Regions from separate parts of the Homo sapiens genome. Here region 2 is linked to region 1. A link is a contact called in ENCODE Hi-C or POLR2A ChIA-PET data. All regions are on one chromosome and are shown on one strand. Each heading gives the region's core, a stretch centred on a gene start or an enhancer-like site at or near the end of the contact. The rest is flanking DNA. Distances are from core to core; before and after follow the strand shown. Region 1 overlaps KAT6B (lysine acetyltransferase 6B). Region 2 holds the start of DUSP13A (dual specificity phosphatase 13A).

The links. A loop is a pair of places that touch in the nucleus more often than their neighbours do. ChIA-PET counts read pairs that join two places held with the same protein, here RNA polymerase II (POLR2A).
Region 2: a map of psoas muscle shows a loop between it and region 1 (2.1-fold over the local background). The contact joins the promoter of DUSP13A here to the enhancer-like site in region 1. A Hi-C loop is called at or near these places in 1 of 168 maps with a recorded cell type or tissue (psoas muscle). POLR2A ChIA-PET finds 5 or more read pairs at or near these places in 2 of 52 experiments (PC-3 and activated CD4-positive, alpha-beta T cell).

Annotation. Positions count from the first base shown.
Region 1 is chr10:74,921,384-74,925,562 of GRCh38, reverse strand. The region is part of intron 3 of KAT6B (lysine acetyltransferase 6B); the gene reads right to left. Among named protein-coding and RNA genes, the nearest start is that of KAT6B, 97 kb to the right of the region's middle. Within about 2 kb of position 1,727, at least 9 of the 41 ENCODE cell types and tissues checked have a DNase peak (open chromatin) inside an H3K27ac peak, as active enhancers do; they include PC-3, where a contact is called at or near this core.
Region 2 is chr10:75,107,176-75,110,950 of GRCh38, reverse strand. It overlaps DUSP13A (dual specificity phosphatase 13A), which reads left to right and starts at 1,794. Exons shown (of 3, transcript NM_001007271.3): 1 at 1,794-1,942; 2 at 2,742-2,959. The coding sequence starts at 1,794. It also overlaps a transcript of DUSP13B not described here and a transcript of SAMD8 not described here. RefSeq lists an enhancer at 1-485.

The DNA of each region.
Region 1 (4,179 bases), core at 478-2,977:
TCTAAGCAATAAAAAGTGACTCAATTTCCAGGCATAGGTTTTACAAAATGCTTCTGGATTATGGAAAAGAAATGTTCTTATAAAGACAGACTGTAACAAAACTAATCCTAGACCAGCACAGGAAATCATCTTCACTTGTGGGGGGAAAAAGGGGGGTGGGGGTGGGGACTAGAGAGGAGGGAGAAGTATGGAATGATTATCCCACAATAAAAAAAGAAATTGGCCAGGCTCAGTGGCTCACGCCTGTAATCCCAGCACTTTTGGAGGCTGAGGTGGGCGGATCACGTGAGGTCAGGAGTTCAAGACCAGCCTGGCCAACATGGCAAAACCCTGTCTCTACTAAATAATACAAAAATTAGCCAGACGTGGTGAAGAGCACCTGTAATCCCAGCTAATTGGGAGGCTGAGGTAGGGAGAATTGCTTGAACCCGGGAGGCAGAGGTTGCAGTGAGCCGAGATCATGTCACTGCACTCCAGCCTAAGCGAGACTCCTTCTCAAAAAATAAAAAATAAATAAAAGTAAATTTACATTTTGGTTTGGATACAGAGACTAAAAGGTCTCCTCTACCACCCCATAAATTCTAGTATCAGACCTTTAAACTTTCAGATGTTAAGAATTAGTTTATTCCCCAAAGGTTCAATTAGAACACAGCTGAAAAAAAAAAAATTCAGTATAGCAAACTGACTGATTCCATGATCTGATTTCATCACCGAGCAGTAGGAAGCATTTAGCTGGTCTACAGAGAGAGAGGTGTGTGGTTCTCTTGGCTAGAAGGCACAAAATCCAACTTTCTGTTCTTTTGGCAAAAGAAGGAATGTCCAATCAGCATAGTAGGAAGTAAGTAACAGAATTTCTAATTTTACAAAGTTAGTCAATTTCATGGTTAAGAAGTGCTGTTTTGATGGTAACCTTTACATTTTTACAACCCAACTATGAGTATTAAGTAGGGAAGATCCAACTAAGATAGTTATTTCAGGGGTAACGTCCCTTTCTCTCAAAGTTAAAACTCTTAATATAATTCACTTGGCTTGTAACATGGTATTTAGTCATTCTCATTCTTTGAATTGTTGCCTAATGCAAGCTTTCATTTGGATACACCACTCCCGTTGATGTTTATAGGACTGCCTTGCTATTAACCTCTAACCCAATTAGTCACCAAACTGACAGCATGCATTGCTATTTGGAAGCCAACTGCTTATGAAGGAATTTTTTTTTAGAATCTGAACAAAATGAGCCGTATTATGGCCACTTTATTTATAGTTTTTAACGAAGTATTCCAGGATATCTACAGTGACAAACTCAGGGTAAAAGCAAATCAGGTCCTTTGTGTGCACTGGGCCAGGGAGTGAGGGCTATTTTAAATAAAAATATGTTTTAAAAATTTAAAGGTGTAATCCACCTTCTACCATGGCCATCTCTCCCCTTTACTTCTGTTACCTCTGTTTATCTCAGTGATAGATAACTCCATCCTTCCAGTTATTCAGGCCAATAACCTTGAAGTCTTCTCTTTTTCTAACACTCTGCATCAAGTTCATCAACAAATTCTGCGGGCTCTACTTCAAAATACATCCAGAATCTGTCCTCTTCTCACACTCTCCACCATTACCACTGGCCTAAACCATCATATCTCTTGCTTGTTTTGTGGCAATACCCTCCCAGCTGCCACCTTGGTGCCGCCTACAGCTTATTCTCAACACAGCAGCAGGAAACAGCTTGTTAAAACGTTAAGTCAAATCATGTGCCTCCTCTGTTCAAAACCCTGCAAAGGCATCCATCACTCTCAGCAAAGCCAGAGGCCTGACCTGTGCTGAGACCTTCCTCCCATCTGCTCTCACCTCTTACTACTTGACGACTCTCCCCTCTCTCTCCACGCCAGCCACACTGGCCTCTTATCTGTTTCTCAGACATGTCAAGGGCTCTTTGCACTTGCTGTTCCCTCCATCTAGAACACTCCTTCTCCATGCCTGGAATGCTCCCTCACTTCCCTCAGAAGTCAAGTTAAATGTCACTTTCTTAGAGAGGTCTTTCCTCATCAAACTATTTAAAAAAGCAATGCCTCCCCATCCCATCACTCCTTAATTCCCTTACTCTGCTTTATTTTTCTCCATAGCATTTCTCACAGCTGACATGCTATATACTCACTTACATTATTTGTCTCTTCCCATTAGGATGTAAATGAATTTCATGAGGGCAGAGACTTGTCTGTTTTGCTCCCTGCTGTGTCCCCAGTGCCTACAACAGTGCCTGACATACACCAGGTGCTCAAGAAATAGTGGCTGAATTAATGAATAAATAAATGAATGAATACTAGACTTCCTCCCTTCTACTTCTCCTACTCCTTTTCTATACTACTTCTAATAATAGAATTGTTTGCCCATGACTCATTGATAAAGTTGTCTTGCATTTACTTCTCTAAGATCTATTTCAAACTAACTTATCCTGAGCCCACACCCAATAAATAAACAAGAACTTAAGAAACCAGCTTACTTACCTTCTAACTAAACATTAGGTGCTTGAATCTTTCCAATAACCTCTACCTGTTTCTAAGGGCCTATAATTTCTTCTGCCACAGTGTATAATTCAGCCAGTGTTTCTCAATCCTCAGGCATTCCCAGACCATCCACGGCAATTTTGCTTCATCTGTGTATCACCTGTGCTATTATTTTCTTAACAAGTTTTAAACCTGGCTCACTTTTATTCTTTAAAAAAAAATATGACTACAGAAATGAAGTGTTTGTTCATGAACCACCACTGGAGGTTACATATACCAAACTCTGGATTCACTTGAGCCAAAAAGTTTACCATGGGGCCTGTAATACCTTTAGGATGTAAAACAAACACACATACATACACACACATCCTTTTGCTTAACGCTATGTAAGTTAAAAACTGAAGTCACATTAGAATCAGATCATCTATGGACTCAAAATATATCATGAAGAAATGTCTAAATTCCTAGTCAGATTAATTCAGGCCATCAACACTAAGTTCCTAAAGAAAAAACCTGCCCAATTATCTGCTGGGTCCTTTGTAAAATATTACCTGCTAAAATGCTCTGGTAAAGAGCACACTGGTATGCTTTTCTAGAAAAGTTCTTTTTTTCTGATCACTATTCCATCTACCTAGCCATCTTTCTTCTTTTTTTCCTTTCTTTTAGGAGAGGATTGGTTGGGATGAAGGGCTCCTGGAGGGCACTTCCTAAATTTGACAGGTTTCTTTATAACAGCAATTTTGCAGTTGTTTTCTAGAGCTTTATCAAATTTGACTTCTAAAGCTCACTTTTCTACTTTAGAGAATGATATTAAGAATCCCTGATTAAGGACAATAATCTTCACAAACTAAAAAGCCATCCTTATATTCAAACATGCTTTAAAATGTGAGCAGTATTCTAAACTTGCTGCAGACAACCCATACAATCACATGAGTTATTTTAAGAAAAAGACTCAGTTAGACACATCTACAGAAGCTAATACTAACGTGCTGTTCTTCCAATGAAAAGGTTACTGACCTATCAGTAGGAGTTGTCTTTTCTGGCAGAGATGACAGATTTGCCTTGTCTTATCTCCACCCCCTGCTGTGTCCCCATAATGAGCCATAGCTACATGTGCAAGACAGCTGGCAAGGGGGAGTCAGGGTCTGTGGCCATGGGCCAGAGCAAAGCTTACCAGTCAACCCAGAGCCTGGACCTATGACCGATGTCTCATTAACACCTTGCTCTAAGCAACTGAGCTGTCACAAAAATCAACAGTGGCTTAAGCATTTTGTTTACAAGTGAAACAAATCAGGTCAATCTGACAACCAATAGTTCAAGCAGCCACTAGAAAATTGCCAAAAGGACACAAAAACCAATAGTAAGCAGGAGTGATAAGGGTCTTGCAGTCCTAGCTTGGGAGGTAGCCACACAAGCAAGGATGAGTATGGAAGGGAATGAGACTGTAATAGGCAGGTCTGTTTCTAACATACCAGGCAGTCAATGCATGTTAATTAAAGATAAAAAGAAGAAAGGTATAGCTACAACCCCCTTAGTGATGTCCTTCTTACTCAGTGGTTAGAACAAATGCCTTGATAGATGCCCAAAAAACAGCAAGGGACAGTTCACACTCAGGAGCTACAAGTTTAAAAACATCTATACTTTAAAAATATTTAGAGGCCAGGCACGGTGGCTCATGCCTATAATC
Region 2 (3,775 bases), core at 545-3,044, 190 kb before region 1:
CCAGCTACTCGGGAGGCTGAGGCAGGAGAATCGCTTGAACCCGGGAAATGGAGGTTGCAATGAGCCGAGATCACGCCATGGCACTCCAGCCTGGGCGACAAGAGCAAACTCCATCTCAAAAAAAAAATCCTAGTGCTAATTCTGCAAGGGGGATCCTATAGCACAGAAAAGTAAAGAAACATACTGCCTGACATATTGCAAACTGATATTCCAACCCAAATCTCTCTAACATCAGATCCTGTATTTTCCTCACTCCACCATGCTGCACCACCCTGAGGGAAGGTCTCCTCCCAAGCCAGGTCTAGCATTGGCATAAACCAAGTCCAAACCCAGCTGTAACCTGGACACGAGCCCCTCCTTGGTCTTGCCTCCCCACACAGTGCCGGGCCGACTTCAATGGTTCTGAATGGGATAGACATGAGTGTAGACTGCTTCCATGGGATGCCCTGGTGTGGCCTTTCCCTTCAAACTGGTCTTAAGGCCAAGGGCAGCTGGGAACCTCCCCACTGCAGCTCATACCCTTCCCAGCTCCATTAGGGCCACTGAGAAGTCACATGAGAGAGGGTGAGACATCTCATCTCTCTTGCTGATAACCAGCTCTGGCAGAAGGACAGGTTGACCTTTCTCAGTTTCTATTTTGGGACCCAAAGCCCTTATAGGCAGAGGAATCTCCCTCCCACTGTTTCTGATGACAGTTAGCCCCTTTGGCTCTCAAAGTCTAGGGCAACACTCACCTCCCGTCTCCCCATTTGACATACAAGGCCCTCTTCAGCCTTCTCTTCTGAGAAGTTAGCCATCTTCACTACAGGACCATTGTTCAAACCTTGCCCCATTGGCCCGGCACGGCGGCTCACACCTGTAATCCCAGTACTTTGGGAGGCCGAGGCAGGCTGATCACTTGAGGTAGGAGTTCAAGACCAGTCAGACCAACATGGCAAAACCCCATCTCTACTAAAAACACAAAAATTAGTGTGGCATGGTGGCACATGCCTGTAATCCTAGCTACTCAGGAAGCTAAAGCAGGAGAATCACTTGAACCTGGGAGGTGGTAGTGGCAGTGAGCCAAGATGATGCCACTGCACTCCAGCCTGGGTGACAGAGTGAGACCCTGTCTAAACAAAACAAAACAAAAAAAAACACCTTCCCCCTCCCCCCATGAATCTTGTGGGCACCCTTTAAAGGAAGCTCTCCATGTCTCTTACCCATATTTCTCTGACTCTACAACTCAGAAAACTGTCCCTGACCTCCGTAATTCAGAGACTCATCCAACAGACATCCAATCCAGCTCCTGCCCAATTTGTGGCCCACCTAGACTGTACACTTCTTTCAGTTCTTTCTATCATTCATCCTTGGAACCAGCCACCTCCTCTGCACCCTGGATCTCTACTTTAACTCAGTCCTCAGAACCTAATAGCCTTAGGCAGGGCTCTACATCTACTAATTCCACAGATGTTTCTAAGCACCTACTATGTGTCAGACCCAGCATGTCCTTTGTTTCATCTAATCCTCAAATTCTCTGAGGTAGGTGTGATTATCCTTACTTTACAGATGAAGAAACTGAGGTTCAGGGTGGTAGCTGACTTGCAGAGGTCTCTCTGATTCTGTGTTCTCATGGAGTTTGGGGGTGGGGGGAGGCTTGGGGAGGAAAAGGTCTTGTCCACTCCAGAGGCCCCTGTGACTTGCTGAGTCACTTGCTTCTGTCACCTGTCCCTGTCAATCTCTGGGAAGGAGAAATGACACTGGAGAGGCAGAGAGGAGTGACCACAGAGGCAGAGGGGTGGGCGGGCTGGCCCATGGCTGAGACCTCTCTCCCAGAGCTGGGGGGAGAGGACAAAGCCACGCCTTGCCCCAGCATCCTGGAGCTGGAGGAGCTCCTGCGGGCAGGGAAGTCTTCTTGCAGCCGTGTGGACGAAGTTTGGCCCAACCTTTTCATAGGAGATGCGTGAGTGGTAGCTGGCCAAGGGGCATGGGGGTGGGGACGTGGAGAGGCAGTTCTTGGTCGCTTTACCAGACACAGGAGGGTGGAAACAAGGAGAAATAGCTCTGCTCTGACCATCCCAGGCCAGGGACCTTCTCCAGGACCCCCGGGGGTGCTGAGGTCAGTGCAGTGACCAGGTATGGCCACCAGGGAGAGCAGGGACTTCGCCTGCCTGAAAGCAGGGAGTCTCCCAGGAGTTCCAGGAAACATTTCCAGGACAACTGTCAAGTGTAGAGGCAGAGGCCCAGGAAATAGTATTTGGGGCATGAGATAAGGTAGACAGAGAGCCCCCTGTTTCTGGGCCCAGCCTCCCTCCTCTGGATACAGACGGTGGAGAAGCCTGACTGAAGGTGAATCAGAGAAGGTGTTGCCTCTAAACATTTGTAGGTTAGAAGCAGGTATGAGGTGGTAGCCAGTAGAGGACGGATATGCGTGGGAGGACATGGGGCAAGAAGGGAGGGGCAGCCAGGTTCCAGGGCTGAAGCAATCCCTTCCTTCCTGTCCTGGCCAAGGCAGGGACAGATGCATTGAGGAAGCAAAGAGGGTCTAAAGATCCCCCGACACACACACCGCCGGCTCAGCCACCAGAAAGTGCGGGGCTCTGGGTATAGGGCTGTGGAGTCAGACCCCACTTGGAGCTTGCTGGGGTTGGACTCTCTTTGGACCCTAATGGCTCGGTCCCTCTGCAGCAGGGGGCCAGGCACAGCCTCCCTCCTGGTCCCATGGCTTGGCCGGCATCAAGTGCCCTTCCTGCCCTCCCCAGGGCCACGGCAAACAACCGCTTTGAGCTGTGGAAGCTGGGCATCACCCACGTGCTGAACGCCGCCCACAAGGGCCTCTACTGTCAGGGCGGCCCTGACTTCTACGGCAGCAGTGTGAGCTACCTGGGGGTGCCAGCCCACGACCTCCCTGATTTTGACATCAGTGCCTACTTCTCCTCTGCGGCTGACTTCATCCACCGTGCCCTCAACACGCCTGGGGGTAGGACTTGGGGTCCAAGCCCATATCCCATCTTGCTCATTCATGGGGAGGATGCCTCATTTCCTCTCAGTCATCAGTGCCCTCCCATCCCTGCTTTTTAAAAATCCTCTGCTTAGGCCGTGTGTGGTGGCTCATGCTTGTAATCCTAGCACTTTGGGAGGCCGAGGTGGGTGGATCGCCTGAGGTCAGGAGTTCAAGACCAGCCTGGCCAACACGGTGAAACCTCGTCTCTACTAAAAATACAAATATTAGCCGGGCATGGTGGCACCCACCTATAATCTCAGCTACTCTGGAGGCTGAGGCAGGAGAATTGCTTGAACATGGGGGGCGGAGGTTGCAGTGAGCCGAGATCATGCCACTTCACTCTAGCCTGGGCAAAAGGGCGAAACTCCATCCCCCCCCGCCAAAAAAAAGTCCTCTGCTTAGTGCTCCAGCATTTTGTCGAACCCGATTCCTTCCCAGATGGGGAAACTGAGGCCTGGAATACAAGGTCATGCCATGAGTTAGGAGCAACCCTGAGGCTGAAAGCCATTTCTCCCAAACAGCAGAACAGCTCTTTCTCTGCAACACTCAACTTTGGGAAAGCACCATTTGGTACCTAGATGTCTGCCCCAAAGTACTTTTTTTCTCCTTTTTTTTTTTTTTCTGAGACAGAGTCTCAGTGCTACCCAAGCTGGAGTGCAGTGGCGCGATCTCTGCTCCTCCGCCTCCTGGGTTCAACCTCTGCCTCTGGGCTTCAAGCAATTTTCGTGTCTCAGCCTCCCAAGTAGCTGGGACTACAGGCATCCGCCACCATACCCGGCTAATTTTTGTATT